2 separate regions of the Mus musculus genome follow, and region 2 is linked to region 1. The links are chromatin loops, found by intact Hi-C in ENCODE. Cell type or tissue: heart. All regions are shown on one strand.

The links. Peaks named below come from ENCODE experiments on the same cell type or tissue, not always from the same donor. Only the 100,000 strongest peaks of a DNase experiment are listed, where the experiment ranks them.
Region 2: a loop joins it to region 1, with 2.5 times the contacts of the local background. A loop is called at or near these places in 12 of 42 quality-filtered maps.

What each region holds. Positions count from the first base shown.
Region 1 is chr7:29,121,964-29,129,963 of GRCm38, forward strand. It overlaps Ryr1 (ryanodine receptor 1, skeletal muscle), which reads right to left and starts at 3,188. Exons shown (of 106, transcript NM_009109.2): 1 at 3,002-3,188. The coding sequence starts at 3,052. In heart, CTCF peaks have their summits at 4,764 and 6,876 (motif pointing right); DNase peaks (open chromatin) are centred at 3,223 and 4,758; H3K4me3 peaks cover 1,215 bases; H3K27ac peaks cover 334 bases; H3K27me3 peaks cover 1,534 bases.
Region 2 is chr7:29,243,844-29,251,843 of GRCm38, forward strand. Yif1b (Yip1 interacting factor homolog B (S. cerevisiae)) reads left to right here. Exons shown (of 8, transcript NM_001110201.1): 2 at 227-459; 3 at 556-660; 4 at 752-830; 5 at 939-996; 6 at 1,823-1,978; 7 at 2,058-2,151; 8 at 3,394-3,689. The coding sequence ends at 3,549. 2200002D01Rik (RIKEN cDNA 2200002D01 gene) reads right to left here and starts at 4,624. Exons shown (of 4, transcript NM_028179.1): 1 at 4,514-4,624; 2 at 4,285-4,397; 3 at 4,054-4,122; 4 at 3,678-3,891. The coding sequence starts at 4,535. The coding sequence ends at 3,751. In heart, CTCF peaks have their summits at 1,100 (motif pointing left), 3,701 (motif pointing right) and 4,928; DNase peaks (open chromatin) are centred at 3,638, 4,178 and 4,608; H3K4me3 peaks cover 1,584 bases; H3K27ac peaks cover 1,499 bases; H3K27me3 peaks cover 513 bases.

The DNA of each region.
Region 1 (8,000 bases):
GCAGACAGATGATAGAGAGACGATAGACAGATAGGCAGACAGACCGATGACTAAATGAGTATATGGTTGGTAGATAATCAACAAAGAAGTACAGACTACAATTAAATAGTGCAATTTCCAAAGCCAAGAATAGCTGGGTGGAGGGATATCTTTAAACCCAGCACCTGCAGGGGTTAGGAAGCAGAGGCAGGCAGATTTCTGAGTTCGAGGCCAGCCTGGTCTACAGAGTGAGTTCCAGGACAGCCAGGGCTACACAGAGAAACCATCTCGAAAAGAAACACACAAACACAAACAAATAAAAAAGAAAAGGAAGAAAAGCCAACACCAAGCAAGATAGCTCAATGCCTATTGTTATTCCAAATATTTTAGAAGTGGAGACAGGAGGATATGGAATTCAATATAAATGTATCTGAGGGAAAAAAATCAGTGTGTGCACACACACCTTTAAGCCCCGCACTCAGGAGGCAGAGGTGGGGGATTTCTAAGTTCCAGGCCAGCCTGGTCTACAGAAAACACAGAGAAACCCTGTCTCAAAAAACCAATCCCCCCAAAAGAAAAGCATTGGGGAAGCAGAGGCAGGTGGATCGCCGCAGTGAGGTTGAGGAGAGCGGGACCTGCATGGGGAGTTCTAGGCTAGCCAAGAGCTTTTTTTTTTTTTTTAAGTGAGTGTGAATGTTCGCTGGGGTTGTCTGTAGTATCAAAATAGTTAAGATGTGACTAGCTCAGTGTGCACAAGTGAAGATACAGGCGAATGTGTGGTGTAGTCACACAACAGGATATCACTAAGCTCCTCCACAAACCAAATTCAGGCTAGACACAGGCTACATGTCAAAAACTACCCTGAGCGGAAAGACAGACAAATGAGCGCACTTCATATATGAAATGCCACTGGTAACTGATAGAGTGTATGTGGTAGACAGCTCGGACGGAGTGATTGCTACAAATGGTGGGAGGGGCCTCCCGGGGTGAAGGAAGGGTTTCGATGCTGGTTACTTGGTCAGCACAGTGTGTCAAAACCCACACACACCAGACATGGTGGTGAATGCCTGCAAGCCCAGGACTTGAGAGGTGGAGACAAAAGGATCAGGAGTTCAAGGTCACCCTTGGCTATGTGTCAAGTGTGAAGCCAGCTTTCCGTACACACAGAGCCTCTCTAACACCGCCCCGTTTGAATCTCTATAATTTATAGCTCGTCAGTTATACCATAGTCAAGTTGATGGTTTGGTTTGGTTTGGTTTGGTTTGGTTTGGTTTGGTTTGGTTTGGTTTGGTTTGGTTTGACACTAAGTTTTCCTAGGTAACTTAGGCTGCTCTTGAACTTACAACATTGCCCAGGCTGGCCCAGCACTGGAATCATGGATCTATACCACCACAACCTGCTTTAAAGTTGGAATTTTTGTTTGTTTGTTTGTTTGTTTGTTTAATAATACCAATAAATACATAAGCCACGCCCTGGGTTGCTATACAGATTCTTTCTTATAGGGGGGGGATATGATGTAAACGAGGGGTTTTTTTGGTTGTTTGGTTGTTTGGTTGGTTGGTTTTTGGAAGAAAGTACCACACAACCCCAGTAACATTGAGGCAAGCAGACCCATCCTGGGGCCTTTGACCCCCTGACACTGGCTACCCTAGCAAGCCTGGTCCAGATTTCCTCTTTTGAAAGCAAACCTTGGCCTCCCAGGGCACTCAGGGAGGCCACTTCCTGGCCTTGACCTTGGGCAAGTCTACCACATGGGGCTTGGTTTCCCTCAAATCTCCCTGGGAGATAAAGATAGGGCCCTACCTCAGAAGATAGGGCAATGAGAATATAATTAGACACCTCAGGAGGCTGAGGCCCTGGGCACGGGGCCTGGTGCAGTGACTGCTCAGCAGCTGGGAGCCACAGCCATTGGCTTACTAGGGCAATGGAAAGCCATGGTGTAGGCTAAGGGGCTGGGGCTGGGGAGAGGCCCTCCTCCAGTGGCTTCACAGTCCAGCTGTCCCCATCCTTCATTACCAGCCCCAGCTGTTTGTTCCTCCCTCCCAAGAAACCGGACCCAGCCTACCAGGGTCCTATTCTGGGTCAGGAATGCTGCGTCAGCATTTCTGTGTGGACCCAGGACCTCGGGGGTGGGGGGTTGGGGGGGAGAGAGTGCAGGGTCAGCAGACCTGGCCCCAACAGAGACCATCTCCCATATCCAACCCCCATCTCAGCCCATGGGAGGATATGGTGGGAAGGACTAAGAAAAAGGCAGCCCCTCCCCCTCTTGTCCCCTCCCTGTCCCCTACCCAGAGCCCAGAAAAGAGGGCTATTCTGGGAGAGACACCTGTTGTCCCAAGTCCCATCCCTGCCCCCAGCTGGAGATCTGAGATTCAGAGAGACAGGATCAGAGGGACAGCCACACGCAGAAGGCTGAAGCCAAGGGCCAAGAGACAGAGACTCAGACATAAGATATACCAAGGAGCTGAGAAAGACTTCATCACCCAGGTACCCTCAGAGGCCATTAGCTGACATAGTTAAATCCTCCTCGCCAAAACCGAGGGGAAAAGTACATTGAAGCTCCAAGAGACCCCCAAGGAGACGGCCAAAGACTAGGAGTTGAAAAGAAAGGTGTTGTCCAGCCCACCCCAGCCCCCTTCCCAAGAATTTAAATAGGTCAGAGCCTGGAGCAAGAAGGGAATGAGGGCTGGGGTGGCGGTGGAGGACAGCTAAATTAAGCCCAAGAATTAGAACCACCTTCCTCAAGTGCCTGCTTCCAGAACGGCAGGAGGCGGGGTGCTTCCTCAATGACCCCAAATCTCTTATGTCAGGAGAGGGCGTCTGAGGATCCCACCCTCTCCTGCCCACTCGGTCCTCCTAAATCCTGCTAATTCTCCGTGGTCGAAAAGGTGATGAGAAAAAACGGAAAGACAAAGTGACCTCGGATTTCAGAGACCACCAGCAAGCAGGGAAGAGACAGAGAGACTCTCAGAAAAGTAAGCAAGAAATCACCCAAGACCTCCGGACCCAGACAAAAACGTACCGTCCGCAAAAACTGGACCTCGTCCTCGCCTTCACCTCCTCCATCACCCATGATGGCAATCCCCGGGTGTCCCGGGCTAGGGTCTGAGGATGGCGAGAGGGGGCTGCAGGCTTGGCGGGGAACCTGAGGGCGGGCTGGGGTCGGAGACCTCTAGGGAAGCCAGAGGCACCCGCGAGGGAGATGGAACTGCAGGAAGCATGCCCTGTGCGGGACACAATGAGAGAAGGTCCCCGCCCCACCGCACACCCATTGGGCAAGCATGGGACAAGCTACGCCCCTGTTCAGAACCCCGCCCACAGCACAAACTCTTGGTGGAAGGTGTTCGTTCTCTCCAGTGAACTGGGTGTCTAGAAAGTAGCTGAGTGGCCATGGTCACAGTGAGATATCATGTATATATTTGTTTGGCTGGCTCTCCCTTTACCCCTTCCTCTCTCCCTCCCCTTCCCCTCCCCCTCCGAGTGTCATGTACTTCAGAATGGCCTTAAACTCCACATGTAGTCAAGAGTGATCTTGAACCTCTGGCCCCATCTGATTTATGTAATGCCGTGGTTCAAACCCTAGATCACTTGCATGCCAGGCAAGCATTCTACCATTGGGCTACACCCTCAGCCTAGTTCCATCCCTTTCTTAATGGCTAAACTGAGCTTCACCCTTGCTGCAGAATCACACAGTTGTAGCTTGGATGCACACCACATCCCCTAACATTAAAAAAAAAATCACTTAGTACCAGACAGAGTGGTATGGCTTATCATCCAAGCTCTGAAGAGATTGAGGCAAGAGGATTGTAAATCTGGAGTTGGGACCGCATAATAAGAGCCTATCTCAGTGTCAACCAGCCAGACCCCCTGGAACTCCGGGGGACTGGACCACCAACAAAAGAATACACATGGAGGGACCCATGGCTCCGGCCGCATATGTGGCAGAGGATGGCCTTGTTGCACATCAGTGGGAGGAGTGGCACTTGGGCCTAAGGGTGTTCAATGGATGCCCCAGTATAGGAGAATGCTATGGTGGGAAGACAGGAGTGGGAGGGTGGATGGGGGAGCACCCCCATAGAAGCAAGAGGAGGGGGGATGGGATAGAGGGTTTCCGAAGGGGAGATCTGGAACAGGGAAAATTTTTGAAATGTAAATAAAGAAAAGGAAGAAAAAAAAAAAAAAGACCCTGTATCAAAACAGAGACAAAAACAGGGCTGCAGGCATGCCCTAGTCGATATAATGTTTATCTAGCTGTCACAAAGCCCCGGGTTCCATCCATAAACTGGGAGTGGCCATGTGAGTCTGTAATTCCAGCAAGCAGAAAGGATCAGAAACTCAAAGTCAACCTCAGCTCCCTAGCTGGAGGCCAGCCTGTGCTACCTGATACCCTGTCTCAAAACTGGGGGGCAGGGGCATGGGTGTGGGAGGGGGGAGAGAAAACACCAGCCTGACCTTGAACTCGCAAACATCCCAGGCCTCTGCCTCCCAGCACTGAGGTTAAACAAATGCGTCACCCCACCCCACCCTACCCCACCCCACCCCACCCCACCCCACCCCACCCCACCCCCGAGCCCCCAGCTAAAACCTGCCTTTTGAAGTAGTCCTGACTGATGTCTCTTACCCACCTGTTGCAGTTCAGGTGTGAGCTAAGATCTTTTTATTACCACTAGTTTCTCACAACCATGCTATTATTGGCATGCTTAACAGCCAGCAGAAAATAAAAGCACGTGGCCCCTGCGGAGATCTCCTAAATGCCCTGTAGTCCCCAGGGTAACCTTTAGGGGGCACAATTTCCCCACTCTCACAGTGCCAAGTCTGCAGATGTGAAGAGCTGCCTTTGGGAGATGGAGTCAGGCACCTTACACAATGTCACAGAGGCTGAGCTGGGGATCTAGACCTAAAGATAGGGTTCCACACCTCCATATCTGCATATGATTTTCTAATTTAGCCATGTGGAGGCACACTTTAGGAGGTAAAGGTAGAAGGAACAGAAATTGAAGGCCAGCCTTGGCTACATAGTACATTCCAGGCCAACCACCTGCATTACATGAATTTCTGTCTCAAAAAACAAACAAACAAACAAACAAACAAATAAAGAGCCAGGAGGTGCATGCGGATAGTGGGAGGCAGAAGCAGACAGAGTTTGGTGAGTTTGAGGCCAGTTTGGTCTACAGAGTGAGTTCCAGGCTAGACAGAGCTATGTATCATCAACTGTCTGAAAAAATAAAGTAAAATAAATAAAGGACAATATGATGACTCAGCTGGCAGGCTGCTTGCCCCCAAGCCTGATGAAGATCTGAACTTGATCCCAGCGACCCAAATAATGCAATGGAAAAAGTTCTGTATGATGACCCCTTACTTCACATGCCAGCCATGGTGGTGTGGGCAACCTACACACACATGCATGCACACACACACACATACACGTATACACACATACATACACACATGCACGTATGCACACACACATACACACATACATATACATATGCACACATGCACACACATACACATATACACACATACATATACACATTCACACACACATACACATATACACACATACATATACACACACACACATACACACATACATACACACATGCATACACATACACATGCATGCATACACACACAAGAACACACATGCACACACATGCATACACATATACACATACATACATACACACATGCACACACACATACACATGCAGACATACACACAGGCATACATACATACACACATGAACAAATGCACACACACAGACACATGCATGCACACACACATGCACATACACTTATACACACACATACACAGAGACATACACACATACACACACACACACATATATGTATGTGTGTGTGTGTGTGTATATATATATACACACACACATACATACACATACACACATACATACACACACAAAATAAATGTTGTAATCCAGGCATGGTGGCACACGCCTTTAATCTCAGCACTCAGGAGGCAGAGGCAGGCAGATTTCTGAGTTTGAGGCCAGCCTGGTCTACAGAGGAGTTCCAGGACAGCCAGGGCTACACAAAGAAACCCTGTCTCAAAAAAAACAAAAACAAAAACAAAAACAAAAACAAAGAAGAAGAAGAAGAAGAAGAAGAAGAAGAAGAAGAAGAAGAAGAAGAAGAAGAAGAAGAAGAAGAAGAAGTTGTAATGTAATAAATGTTTGTAATGGAGAGATGGCTCAGGGGTTAAGAACACCTGCTGCTCTTGCAGAGGACATGAGTTTGATTCCCAGCATCCATATGGTGGCTCACAACCATTTATAACTCCAGTACCAAGGAACCTGATGCCCTCTTCTGACCTTCTCAAACACCAGGCAATAATTCCTATAAGCATAACATTAGATAAATCTTAAAGATAAACTAAGGCAGGGATGGGAATAGACAGAGCTAGTTAGTAGACTGCTTGCCCAGTATGCAAAATGCCTTGTGCTTGGTCCCCAGCACTATATAAACAGACCTGGCTATGCACATATATCCTAGCACTTGGCCGGTAGGCAGGAGAATCAAGACTTCAAGCTCACCCCATCTACATAGCAAGATAGCCTGGGCTACATGAATCCCTGTTTCAAACAAACAAAAGGTGTGTTTTTCAAAATGGCTTAAGCCATTTCAAAATGGCTTAAGCCCCAGCACTCGGGAGGCAGGTGGATCTCTATGAGTTCAAGGCCAACCTGGTCTACATAGTGAGTTCTTGTCCAGCCAGATCATGTCTCTAAACAAACAAACAAATGATGAGGATGTATAATTTAATAAAAGAACACTCAATTAGCATATTTAAATAAAACAGTATCTTGGAGATGGCATAATTACTGAGCAAGCAAGGGAAGCTGACTCCTTTGTTTGCTTGCTTGTTTATATGTGGCCAGAAGAGGGCACTGGGCTGCTGGGCCTGCAGCCACCCTATATGTTCTAGTACTTGAGCCCAAGTTCTCTGGAAGAGTAGTCAGTGCTCTTAACCACTGAGCCATTTCCAGCTCCTAAGGGCCTGCTTTCAAATCCCCAGAACTCACAGCAAGCAGCTGTAATCCCATTGCTTAGACCATGAGAGGGAAGTGGAAACTGAGAATCCCCAGCGCTTGCTGGCTTGCTATCCTGCTGTGTGCAGAGGCGAAGAGGAACCAAGGCAGAAAGTGAGAGTAAATGCCCAGGCTCTCCTCTGACCTCCATAAAATGCTTCTGGACCACCTACAATAACATACACGAACACACACACACACACACACACACACACACACACACACACACACTAACACTGAAACCAGTATTCTACTGTTCAACAAAACTATAGTAAAGTACTTTTCAATGTAGATATTGCTTATTAAACACTGGCAATAGCACACTTGCATTAAACTGAAACTAAATTTGTATTATTATTATTATTATTATTATTATTATTATTATTGTTATTATCTTGAGACATGGCCTAATTATGTAGCCCTAGCTGGTCTCAAGCATGCTATATAGACCAAGCTGGCCCTGAACTCCTATAGATCCACCTGCCTCCGCCTCCTGAGTGCTGGGATTAGTCAATTGTATTGTATTATTGAATTATAAAACTCAGCGATACATTATATAATATGTGGTTATATATATATTTTTTAACTTATTTCCTATTTATTTTTATATGTAAGTACACTATAGCTGTCTTCAAACACACCAGGAGAGGCCATCAGATGTCATTAAGGATGGTTGTAAGCCACCATGGGGTTGTTGGGATTTGAACTCAGGATCTTCGGAAGAGCAGTTAGTGCTCTTAACCACTGAGTCATCTCTCCAGCCTGTGGTTATATATATTGTTTATTATATGGCACAATATAATTTTGTGTTGTATTTCATACAGTAATATAGTTGCATGGTAAATATGTTTCCTTAAATGTTCTAAACAAAATGTGGAATTATTCTGTGTCATAATGAATCATATCATAAGATACCGACAGTGTCTTTTAGGCCTTAGTCATGACTGCATGTTTTAAGACTTTTATGTG
Region 2 (8,000 bases), 120 kb after region 1:
AATGAATGCATGATGGCTAAGTAGATGAATGAATGGATGCATAGATGAGTGGGTGAATCGATGGCAGGGTAGATGGACAGATGAATGGATGGATGGGTGGTGGGATGGCAGGCAACCTACCTGACGTCACAACAGAGGCTATTTGGCGACCCTTGCCCCAGCTGTGGCAAGAGAGAGTGATGGAACCTGGGCAGAATTAATGAAGTCCTTCCCTTTCTCTCCGCAGCCTCAAAGCGGAGGGTCCCAGTGTCCCAACCAGGCATGGCTGATCCCCACCAGTTTTTTGATGACACGAGTTCTGCCCCAAGCCGGGGCTATGGAGGCCAGCCGTCACCTGGTGGTCTGGGTTACCCCCCCTCTTCATCCGACGCAGCCTTCCTGGCTGCCCCTATGTCCAACATGGCGATGGTCTACGGGAGCAGCCTGGCCGCTCAGGGCAAGGAGCTGGTAGATAAGAATGTGAGTCAGCTAACACGGTGGGTTGTGGGCTGGGAGCAGATGGCTGACAGGCGGGCGGGCGCCACAGGGCCTTAGGCTTGAGCTTTGTCCCTCCAGATCGACCGCTTCATCCCCGTCAGCAAGCTCAAGTATTACTTTGCAGTGGACACGGTGTATGTGGGCAAGAAGCTTGGGCTGCTGGTCTTTCCCTACCTTCACCAGGTGAGCAGCACCTGCTTGGTACCCGCCAGCAAGCAGGGTGGAAGGACCCCCCCACCCTGGGGTGCTGCCACTACCCCAACTCTCTCCACAGGACTGGGAGGTACAGTACCAACAGGACACCCCAGTGGCCCCCCGCTTCGACATCAATGCTCCAGACCTCTACATTCCAGGTTGTCCCCTCCCTACTCTGCCTAGGCATGTCTGGGATGGATGTTTGGGTGCCTGTGCCCGGGAAGGGCTTCCCTCCTCTGACGAGTGTCTGTGTCTGTCTTCCACAGCCATGGCTTTCATCACCTACATCTTGGTGGCCGGCCTTGCACTGGGGACCCAGGACAGGTAAGGATCCTGGAGCAGGGGAAGACATGGGGATATGGAGGCCAAGAGCCATCAGAGAGGTCTCAGCTCTCCTGTCCTGGGACAGCCCCACCTTGTGGCCAGTCACTCCAGTGACACCTTTCACATGGAACCCATCAAACCCATTTGTGCTAGGCCATCTTTTAAATCCAACCTTCCTTCCTCTTGGCTTCCACCCACAAATCTATTCTTATGTTCACAATCCCCCTAAATAAGTTGCTTCCCACTTTCACCCCTTATAATCTCACTCTAGCAGCAACTAAAAGCTCTAAGAGGTGGGCCTGGCCTCCTCCCTATCCTGAAGCTGTCAGTGGCTCAAAGGTCAAGCAGCTGACCCTGTGCCCCCAGCCCTGCTGCTGCCTCGGGGCCTTTGCACATCCAGTTAGTTCCCTGACACAGGAATGTGCTCTTTCCCTCTGTGTCCCGCACCTGCTCCTTCACTGTGGTCCTCATCCTGTGTCATTTCCTAACCCCTAGGCTGATCAGGCCCCATCTCTCCCTTACAGTCGCCTGTTTCTTCTTTTTTGTGGCATCGAAAACAAGTGTCATGGAACTAGTGGATTCCTTGCTAAGGCTCCAAGATGAAGCAAGGCCCCTTCCCCACCAGTTCTGACTTCAGGCTTCAGCTCAGCTGCCCTTTCTTTATCGGGAGGAACCTTCCTGGTACCCCTCACAGGGCTCTGAGGTCCCCCATCTAAGCCCTGACTTGAGTGTCACTGTCTAGGGACAGACCCAGATCCTTGGTGGTCTCTGTTCCATTGACACAGGGCTGCCCCGGGTGATGCTCAGGGGACATCTCTTCCGGCAGGTTCTCCCCAGACCTCCTGGGACTGCAGGCGAGCTCAGCTCTGGCCTGGCTGACTCTGGAAGTCGTAGCAATCCTGCTCAGTCTCTACCTGGTCACTGTCAACACCGACCTCACCACCATTGACCTGGTGGCCTTCTTGGGCTACAAATATGTGGGGTGAGTGCTCCTGCCCTGCCTGCCAGTCCCAGACCTTGGCCTCTTCACACTGATTCTCCCCTCCCCCCTTCCCCCTCAGGATGATTGGCGGCGTCCTCACGGGTCTGCTCTTTGGAAAGATCGGCTACTACCTGGTGCTTGCCTGGTGCTGTGTGTCCATCTTTGTATTCATGGTGAGTGGGGATCAGGGCGGGCAAGGCTGAGGCCCCAGGCTTCCCAGGCAGGCTTGGGGAGGTCTTTGGAGCATCCAAGTACCAAATCTGGGGGCTAGGAGAGCCTCCTGGAAGAGGCAGACTCTGTGCGCCCTTCTGAGAGCAAGAGCCAGCCTGGATGCTAGGCTAGGGCCAGGGTTGCCCAGTACACAGGCTCTGCTTGGGCTCTCACTCTTACTTCTGTCTCTGTATGCTGGGCTTTCTGCCAATATGCCCCTGAGTCCCTCCAGCTGTGGTAAAATACTGACTAGGGGCCATGTTTGGACTGCCGTGTACTCGGAGTGAATCACCTCCTCTACTTAAGCCTCAGTTTCTTTTGTAAAATGGGATGCCTGGTGACTGCACCGGAGTCTTGGGAGGATTTAGACCGAGCATGAGGGGGAAGCAGAGGGTAACACGGGCCCTGGTCCACAAGCATAAGCCTTGTCATCATGTTACTTTAAGGGAGCTGGGAGATGGCTCCATCAGTAAGGAAGACCTGACTTCAATCCTTGGACCCCACATTAAAAAAAAAAAGAGCCCAAAGTAGATCTATTCTTATAATCTCAGAGCTAGGAATGTGGGGCTCATTGGTACCAGCCTAGCCTACTTGGTAAAGGGTCCTCTAACTCCCACAAATATAGGTACACACACACACACACACCCCCAAAGAAACATCGGGAACAGTGAGGTGGCTAAGCAGGTGAAGGGCGCTCGCTACCAAGCTCCTGCAGGCTGCGCTGACGTGCATACCAGGGCTCAAGTAGATCCATCACCAGGAACTCGAGGCCACCTTGGTCTACATGTCAAGATCCTGCCTCCCAGAGAGAAAGAGCGCGGGAGGGGGAGAAGGAGGGGGAGGAAGGCATCTGAGCCAAACCAAAAAGGAAATAGCTCTTCTAGTTTGTCTTCTGGAGCTGGCGTGTTTTGGGAGTGTTACTCTGTGGTAGGGCACTGGGCTAGTGTCTGTGAGGATCTGCGTTGCGTGAAGGCAACTGTCTCCCAGTAGGTGGAAGCAGCTAGGCCATGCTCTTCAGGCCGGGATCTACAATTCTTAGCCTCTCTTCTGGCCTTTGCCTCTGCAAAGGTTTGCTCACAGGGCTTGGGGGAGGTAGCTATTCAAAAGACCCTTCTAGGAACACAAACTGGAGGCCACAGAGGGGCAGGGACTCATCCCGAGCTGCCTGGCACTTACGGGACCCCCACTTTACCCTTACCACCCAGATCCGGACACTGCGGCTCAAGATCCTGGCCCAGGCAGCGGCCGAAGGAGTGCCAGTGCGTGGGGCGCGGAACCAGCTGCGCATGTACCTGACTATGGCAGTGGCAGCTGCGCAGCCGGTACTCATGTACTGGCTCACCTTCCACCTTGTACGGTGAGCTGCGGCCTGGCCTCCAGCTCCCACACTCATCTCGCTTGACCAGGGCTCCCGCCCTCCAGGCCCGCGCCCTCCTTCCTAGCCAAGGTGCTCATGTCGCCTACTGCACACCCGCAACAATAAACCTGATGGGCTCGGCGCAGCCTCCACTTCTGACCGGCAGAGGGCGCTGGGGAGCGGAAAGGGCTGCAAGTTTAATAAGTCAATGGGGGGCCTTCTTCTCCTTCTTCTCCTTCTCCTTCTTCTCCTTCTTCTCCTTCTTCTCCATCTTCTCCTTCTTCACCTTGGGTTTCTTGGCCTTGTCTGAGGAGCGTTCATGCTTCTTGCAGCCAGCGGCATACTCCTGGAGAGCCAAGGACGGTGGGTAGGAGAGGAGGTGGCCCGGTTGAAAGCTGTACTGGACCCGCCCCACTCACCTCGGCAAGGAGCCTAACGTGACCCTGACCGCAGCGGGGCCTGGGTCTGAGGTGCGAGAGGACACACTGGGAGAGGGACCGTCTCTTACCTTCCCCTCTGCCTCTGAGTCGCTGGAGCTGCTACTGCTGCTGGAGTCGGAGGAGCTGCCAGAGACACGCTAGATGGGGGTTGGGGAGGGAGTGGTTACAGTGAGGACAGGGACCCACTCGAGCAGCTTCCAACCCAAACTGGAAGGCTGATGTGTGGCCGAGGACCAAGGACGGAAGCCAGTTCTCATCTCGGGCCCTCGGGACTCGGTGCCGGTGATGAAGTGACTTACCCTCGGCTTGTGAGCAGCGCCTGCCTCTGGCCCGCCCGGCGCTTTAAGAGGACAGTGTTTGGGGTCTCCCACATGGCCTGCCCCCTCTGGCTTCTTAGAACCAGGGCCCAGGGCTGCGGAGGAGAGGGGAGTTACATGGTTATGTAGGCGACGTAGCTTCCCTTCAGTATTCCCAGGCTCTGAGTCTGGCCCCTTACACAGCAAATCCACCACTCCCCGGGGAACTTACCTGCGGCCAAGTCAAACTCCATGGCGGTGACCAGTCTGGATGGCCGGAAACTTTAGGCAGAGCCTAGGGCAGGGGGTGGGACTGCACGACCTGCCCATCTCAGGAATTCCGCGAAGCCTCACCCTCCGGACCTTTGTCCCTCAGCTCCCTGGCCCTGACTCACTGCACTGGCGCTCCCGGCTCCACCCAGACTTTCCTAAGTGGGAAGTGGGGTTAGAAGTGGCTGTAGGTGTCTGGGAGAAAGGGGGTGAGACTAGTCATCAGTTGGTCCCTTTGCGGGGGTACTTGCTTCCGGAAAGCCGTTCCGTACACTGAACAAAGTTAAAGTGCATTCTGGGAGCAACGAGGTCTGGTTCTCAGCTCCTCCGAGCTGAGATAAGTAGTGTCTGAAGAATTTGGTGGCCAGACTAGTGCGCCCTGGCGGCAGCTGAAAAGCACCAGCAAAGTTGTACCCTGGGGTGGTGGGGTTGAATTCCTAGGCTGGTGCTTGGCAGAGTGCATGGTGGTGAAATGTGTTGCGTTGTTTGGGTAAAGGCAGGTGTCTTAATTTGGGCTGTTAAACATAACAGATTAGTGCTTAAGCAGCAGTTTACCTCATAGTCGGCAAGGCTCGGGGCTGGAAGCTAGGCATAGGCAGGGAGAGAGCCCCAGTACAGAGATGGTCTGCTTCCTGCTTCTAGTCTTGGCTCTCCATGTCTGAATATAAGACCTCCAATTTGGGATATGGCTTCACCATGTGACTTTCGGGAACATCAACATTAGTTCTAAGCTAGGTACTGTAAGCCCACTGCTCAGGAGACTGGGGCAGGGGGATTGAAGACTCTATCATAGCCTGGGCTACACAGCATAAGAGTGCTGGGCTTGGTGACACACACCTTTAATTCTAACACTCAGGAGGCAGAGGCAAGTTGAGTTCAAGGCCAGCCTGGCCTTACAGAGTGAGTTCTGTGCCACCCAGCAATATACCTGACTCAAGAAAATAAGGAGGCTGGTGAGGTGGCTCATTGTGTAGAATTGCCAGGTTAATGAGGTGAATCTAATCACCCGGAACCACCTAAGAGAACTCACGCCTGCACACCGTCTTTGGACTTCCACAGGTGCACATCCAGGCACGTGCACACAAAACAAAACACCCACCTGTATATTCCAAAAGTGAGCGCCCACCTCTCAGCAGGAACAGGTGGCTACTTCAAGGATCAAGGTGGCCATGTGCCACCTTGGATGCCTGCTTAATGTCCATTTGCAGAAATGCCTGCACTGGTCATGCAGGCTCCACGCGTGTCATTCCAGCACATACTTGGTGCTTCCCATTACCTGAAAAACTTTATTTTTAAATGTGTGTGTGTGTGTTTGTGGAGGCCTGCTGCTGTCTGTGGAAGCCATCCTTGGGTTTGAGCCACTAGAACAACAAATACCCCTAACCACCTTCTAGCACCTTACCTCTTTACAGTTTAAATTCTTCCCTATAATGATGTTTGCCTATGTATGCACACCTATTCATGCCTGCTGCCTGAAGCCAGAAGGCAGTACAGGGGTCCCTGGAGCTAGGGTTACCCTTGTGAGCCACCATGTAGGTCCTGGAAATCAAACCCAGGTCCTCTGAAAGAGCAGCCAGTGCTCTTCATCGCTGAGCCACCTCTCTAGTACCCACCCACCCTCTTTTTTTGAGACAGGGTCTCAGGTAGACCTATCTGGCCCATTAGTCAATATACAGCCAGAGCTTGTCTTAAATAGCAGTGGACTCTATCTAAAACTCAACACCCACTCCACCAACCAAAGTAGTAAAGGCAAGGAAAAAAAAAAAAACAAAACAGCAGGGCAGAGGAACCGCTAATGTGTTATGTTGGGGAGGGCTTGGATTTGTTGTTTGAGACAAGGTTTCTCTGTGTAGCCCTGCCTGTCCTAGAAGTATAAGACTAGGCTGGCCTCAAACTCAGAGAGCCAGGCGCTGGGATTGAAGGGGTGCACAAGCACTGCCTAATTTTTTTTTTTTTTTTTTTTTTTTGGATAGGGTTGGATTTTTTGGTTTTGCTTTCCTGAGACAGGGTTTCTCTGTGTAGCCCTGGCTGTCCTGAAACTCAGTCTGTAGACCAGGCTGGCCTTGAACTAAGAAATCTGCCTGTCTCTGCCTACCAAGTGCTGGGACTAAAGGTATGTGCCACCACTGGCCAGCAGGGTTGGATTTTTTAAAGTGAAAACCTCATTGGAGATGTTTGGTTGTGGTTTTGAGGCTGGGTCTCTGATAGTCCAGGCTGGCTTCAGGCTTGCTATGTAAGTGGAGACCACACAGGTATGCCACCATGCTGCACTGGTTTGCAATTTCAAGACTCTACAAACAAGGCTAGTCTGTAAACCTTAGCAAGACCCTGTCCCAAAGGAATAAAAATAAAAGGGGTGGTGGTGGTGGAGGTGTTTCTCAGTGACAGCACTTGCCTAACGTACATGTAGCCCTAGGTTAAATCTTCGGTAAAATGCAAATTTTAAAGTTAGTGGACTGGGCTGGGCAGTGGTGGCGCACGCCTTTAATCCCAGCATTTGGGAGGCAGAGGCAGGCAGATTTCTGAGTTCGAGCCAGCCTGGTCTACAGAGTGAGTTCCAGGACAGCCAGGGCTACACAGAGAAACCCTGTCTCAAAAAACAAACAAACAAACAAAAAAACCAAAAAGCCCCCTCCCCCCAAAAAAGAGAGAAAAGTTAGTGGGCTGGGCATGATGACATAGGCTCTGGAGGCAAATGCAGGAAGAGTTTAAGGCCAGTCTAGTGTATAGAGAGAGTTCTAGGACAGCCAGGGTTACCTAGAGAAACACACTATTAAAAAAAAAAAAGTAAATTAAGGTAGTGTGGTAGGTTCCAGGACTACACAGAGAAACCCTATCTCAAAAAACAAAACAAAAACAAACAAAAAAAGCTAGTGTGGTAGGTACAAGGGTTCACAGGTGCGGGCAGGGATGCCACCCAATGATCTTTGATCTTCAGGGAAGGGAAGTAGATAAGAGGGGTGAGGCAGAGGTAAGGAAGGAGTGGGGCACCTTTGGTCTACAGCATTGGGGTGAGGGTGGGGGCAGGGCGGTGTGAACAGTGCTGACTGTTGGGCCCACAGCTCCTTACAGAACAGGAGGAAAGCCTGTCCAGGCAGAATATAAATTCCGGGAGGGTGGGACAAGTGACTCAGAGTGGTGTGTCCTGTGAATTGGTTTACCTCTGTCCAGGGAGTGTTCTGCTAGCAGACCATAGGGATCAAGGACAGGTACACCTCAAATTACCCCTCACTAAGCAGTCAGGCCCTGTTTGTCTCTGTGTGAAGATTAACACTTGCCTGCCCAGCATACGGGCACAAACCTATAATCCAAGCACTGGAAAAAGGAAGGAAGATTACTAGTCAGAGGACAGCTTGAGCTCCGGAGTAAGACCCTGTCTCGAAACACCAAGCTGGGGGGCTGCAGAGATGGCTCACTGGCTAGGAGCATATGTTTTTACAGAAGACCCA